2 separate regions of the Mus musculus genome follow, and region 2 is linked to region 1. Evidence: chromatin loops called from intact Hi-C (ENCODE). Cell type or tissue: gastrocnemius. All regions are shown on one strand. Region 1 has its middle 4.3 kb from the start of 4930579F01Rik. Region 2 overlaps Adh4 (alcohol dehydrogenase 4 (class II), pi polypeptide).

Evidence for each region. Peaks named below come from ENCODE experiments on the same cell type or tissue, not always from the same donor. Only the 100,000 strongest peaks of a DNase experiment are listed, where the experiment ranks them.
Region 2: it touches region 1 in a loop (4-fold over the local background); 25 of 42 quality-filtered maps call a loop at or near these places.

Annotation. Positions count from the first base shown.
Region 1 is chr3:138,196,917-138,199,416 of GRCm38, reverse strand. It overlaps a transcript of Adh7 not described here. Among named protein-coding and RNA genes, the nearest start is that of 4930579F01Rik, 4.3 kb to the right of the region's middle. In gastrocnemius, a CTCF peak has its summit at 1,098 (motif pointing left); DNase peaks (open chromatin) are centred at 1,088 and 1,710; H3K4me3 peaks cover 1,566 bases; H3K27ac peaks cover 701 bases.
Region 2 is chr3:138,426,386-138,428,885 of GRCm38, reverse strand. Adh4 (alcohol dehydrogenase 4 (class II), pi polypeptide) reads right to left here. Exons shown (of 9, transcript NM_011996.2): 7 at 786-915. Among named protein-coding and RNA genes, the nearest start is that of Adh4, 12 kb to the right of the region's middle. In gastrocnemius, no CTCF peak of the experiment used is centred here; no DNase peak of the experiment used is centred here.

The DNA of each region.
Region 1 (2,500 bases):
TCCAGCTGCATATGTAGCAGAGGATGGCCTTGTTGGTCATCAATGGGAGGAGAGGCCCTTGGTCCTGAGAAGGCTCAATGCCCCAATATAAGGGAATGCCAGGGCAGGGAAGGGGGAGTGGGGTGGTAGGTGTTCAGGGGGAGGGGGAGGGGATAGGGGGTTTTGGGAGGGAAAACCAGGCAAGGGGATAACATTTGAAATTTAAATAAAGAAAATATCTAAAAAAATAAAGTCAAAAGGAAAAAAATGATTTACTAAAACATATGGGATAATATTTTCCTTCACCTTCATTCTCTCTAAGGTCACCTCCCCAGTTGCTCTGGCCCTTAGAATTTTTTCCAGAGATTTATTAATAACCTATCAATTTCTCAGTTACTCAACTTAAAGATACCATTTATTTCCAGCTAAAATTAAATATGACAGAAATCACTTAATCTTTACAGTGGTTCTAAACTCGGTTCACTTTGCATTGATGGGTCCCACAGAGGATGCTAGATCTAAGGATCTTGTTATTAATCAAACTCTCCCATGGGCTTTCCAGCGCCATCACGAGTACGGAGTAGTTACGGCTGCACAGACGCCTTGGTTTCAAATAGAACTAGATTTGGGTCCTAATCTGGAGAATCCCCCATAAAAACACCCCTAAGAGACCCTTTGTTACCCCCAGGACTGGGAACGCCCCATCCCAGGGTTCTCAGGAGCCAATAGTTAGCTTAGATTGCTCTAGCACTTTTGAGCCTGTTAGACATTCTCTTGGAAACTAGTTGATCACTCTGAACACCCTGAGTCCCAGCCTGTGAACATTCACAGCTCAACCTCAACGAACAGGGAAAAGCATCGTGGAGGGAAATTCTAAAAGGCCATCCATGTTTCAAGCGGCTGTCCACTAGCCGATGCCGTCAAGTCTGGTGACCCAGTAGCTTACTGAGAGGCCTGTACATAAGCTCTTATGGACACCTCAGTCTCTGAGATGATGAAGGTTTATTGTTTACGGAATTGAATGACCACGGCAGGATCTGCCTCCCGAAGCTTTCTCTCTAGCCTAGTCTTGGGCAGTGTTGTCTGTCACACTATAGCCCGTTGCTGCCACCTAGCGGTCATTTTGACATTCACACACTTGAAGCAAAGATGAACGCCTCAGAAAGCAGCTTTTGCTTTTATGAGCGAGCATGAATGGCAGTTCCCCTTTCCTATCGTTTTAGTCACGAATTTCTTCTCTTACGTGCATTTAAGTATGCGCACAGGTGGAGGGGACACATGCGCACAAGGAGGTGTACTTACCGTGTGCTGAGATCAGAGGTCGACGTTGGGTATCTTCCTCAATCACTCTCTACTTTAATTTTGAGTTTTGATCAATTACAAAATTTACTAAACATAGAAAAGAAAAGAAAAAACTATTGGTTTTTTTAAAAAGCTAATTGTTAAGTCCATTCTTACTAAGTTACTGCAACATCGGGGACAGAAAGTCACTATGCTTTTTTGGTCCAGGCTGTTTTTTTTCCCTGTCTTCAGATAGCAGATGCATGTAGCCAAATCCCATAGTGAATCTTGTGTGTACTTGCTCCAAATTCGTAGCCTAAAGGCAGAGGCGATGATCGGGAAAACTCTTGGAGAGTGATATAGCGCCAGCTTTGCTCCCCGGGGGAAATCCCTGTGCAATCCCTGGCCCTTGCCCACATTGTGCAGCCTACCAGCCACCACCACCCCCACATCTCCGAGGGATGGGTGGACCTGCTATGCGGGAAGGCAGGGTGCTGCAGGCATGGAAAGACAGTCTCAAAGTTGGACACTATTCTCTGACACATAGTTTCATAGAGAGGAGAGCTCACAGATTTCTAGACTGGCCGCGGGGCAGCAAGCCCAATGGAGCCTCCTTCTGTCCGCAGCACTGGGATTACAGGCAGGCTATTCAGCACCTGGCTTTTATGTGGGTGCTGGGGACTCGAATTTGTGACCTCACACTTGTGTGGCAAGCACTGTACCAACAGAGCCATCTCTCTAGCCCTCTCTAGGTACGTTTTACATAAGTTGAGTCCTAAGAAGCAAACCGGAAGCTTGCCCCGGAGCACGGCTCCTCACTGGAGCGCCACAGACGTCACCCCTGTGGGCTCCTTTTGCTCAGTAAGAAACATGATCACTCAGCCAGTCTGGGCCAGGTCCTCACTGTGTGACCCTGGAGGACCTGTCATGCTTTCTGAGTTTCAATTAGGAACACGAGAACGGAATTAACCGTGTTATGTACATATGCACGCTTGCATGCAAAGCGCACACACGCACGTAGCCTGCAGAGCTCTCAGACAATACATTTCTGTAGGTTTAAGTTAATAACTCAAAAAGATTTGTTAAAGAGCTACAGGAAACAAATGCACACCTAATTTTTACTTTCCATAGCTATGTCTGAACTATTGAGGTATCTAGTGTAACATTTCTAGCTATGATCGAGTACTTGCCTAGCATGTGCAAGATCTTCTCTGCAAGCCGCAGAATTTCAAAGATGCTT
Region 2 (2,500 bases), 230 kb before region 1:
TGTCACCCATCCCACCCTCCTGCTGGTCCCCTTTAGTTTAATGTCTTTGCTTTGTTTACTTAAATCTAGGTAAGTGTGATTGTTGAAGAGGCGAAATTATTAGGTCAGATTTGGGTTGCTTTAAATACACCAAGCTTTTCTCTCTCCTTAATTTTATGGATTTATTATATTTAAGTGTTTTCCTTTGCCAGGTAATGGTGGTGCATCCCTTTAATCCTAGCATTTGGGAGGCAGAGGCAGGAATATCTCTGGGTCTGAGGCCAGCCTGGTCTACAGAGTGAGTTCCAAGACAGTCAGGGCTATACATAGAAGCCGACTTTCAAAAAAAAAGTTTTTCTTCATAAGGAAAATTTAAGATTATTATCCACACTAGCTAAGAAATTGTCTTAATTAGACCAAAGTTTCTCTTTTGTTACTCTCAGTTGATTGGTTCATTTCAATACCACTTGAAATTTTTTCTTTTTCTTTTGAGATGGTTCTTGTTATGAAGTTAAGGTAGGCCATGAATTCACTATATGAAAACTTGTCTCAAACTTATGATCTATCTGCCTCATCCTCTTGAGAGCTAGGATTATAGGCTTGCATCACTAAGCTCAGCTACTTAAATTGAATTTTAATTTGTAAATTATAGACAAATTTCCATATAAACTTCATTGACTTTTCAAATACTAGACTAGTTTTTGTATACTCAATATTTATACAAATTATTTTTCTTTCAAAATTTAATAATTTTATAATTTCATATTATAGTAAATAAATTAAAAACTATAAAGAAAGAAACTGACCACCAAAGAATGTTCCATTTATAGAACGGCCCAATATAACGTCCACGGTGGGTATAGTCATTTTGTCAACCTTTGCTCCGACCACAGTGCACGACCCCCAGCCTAATACAGTGCAGTCCACAGCTGCTTTCTGCAATGTCAAACAAAAGATCACCTGGGCAAGCAGAGAAATAGACGTGACCTCTAGTGTGACTATATACAGTGCTCCCGGGACCGTTTGAACCATGTTGCCTGTTACATAATAGGCTCAAGTTCAGGACATCATCACATCATTTAATGAAGTGTGAGGCTCCAGTGTTCTGTGACGTATAAAATGTACAAAATCATTCTTAGTACATCAAAAAGGTATTGAAAGGAAATGGGACACATTTTACCCTGTACAATCATCATTTGGCTGAAACGTCAATGTATAGCATGGATACTGAGAAACACAACCCTAGAATTAAGAAGAATCTGTAATAGTTTGGCAATCTACCATAAACATTTACTAAAATATGAGAAATTCCAAAATTCCAGGGACTTGTGATGAGATTATTGAAAAGTATGAAGAGAGAGCTAGTAAGAGATTCTGTAGTACCTGCTAAAGGAGGCACACACTGAATACTTAGACCCCAGAGTAGGATAAAGATGGAGAGATGCTACTTAAAACTGGGCAAAGACACAGAAAATAACACTTTGTTTCCCTCCACTTTTTAGCCAACAGTTAAGATGTATCCTGCCTGCTATGCCTGCACTTCTGAGATTTTGAGGCCATGGATTTGAGCTTTAATTGCTGAGTCACCATGTGGAAGAATAGCCCAAGAGAACTGGCTAGACATAAGGGAATCATTGACTGAGACAGAGAACTGCTGTGTTAGCCTACTGTAAGTCTGGGGATGATGGAAAAATGCTAAGAAATGAAAATGTAACCTTCAGTGTGGAAGGCCATTCCGTGTAGAAACCATAAGGCAAACATAAACATTTCGACTGCTACAGAGGACAGGAGTAGACCTGGTTTGATCCACACTGTTGAGCATGGAGGAAGACTTAGTTGTTCTCTTCCTGGAAGGTGACACATTCTAGAAAACTAGAATGTGCTTTGAAGTTTTAACTTTTTTATTTTTATTATTTATTTATTTATTTATTTATTTACTTATTTTTCGAGACAGGGTTTCTCTGTGTAACCCTGGCTGTCCTGGAACTCACGCTGTAGACCAGGCTGGCCTTGAACTCAGAAATCTGCCTGCCTCTGCCTCCCAAGTGCTGGGATTAAAGGAGTGTGCCACCATGCCCAGCCCTCATAATTTAAAGTAACCATAAGTCAGCTAGTAATAGAACATGTTAAAATTTAACAAGTTAAAATTAACATGCTCTATTAACTGACTATATCACTGTTTTCTATTTGAAAAAAAAAAAAAAAAAAGAACAACAACAACAAAAAGCAACAGCAAAATTCTCCCAAAACTGTGGCACAGAGCTCAGGCTAAGGCACACGTCCTGGAGTATGGCTCAGGCATTGGTACTCTACAAAACAACAAAGTAATAGCAAACAACAGAAACTTCCAAGAAGTCTGTGCTGGACAGTTATATGTTATCATGACACAAGCTAAAATCAGCTGAGAGCCGGGAATTTCAATTAAGAAAATGCCCTCATAAGTTCAGCTGTAGGCAAGACTTGTAGGGCATTTTTTATAGTTGATTGATGTGGGAGGGCCCAGCCCATTGTGGGTGGTGCC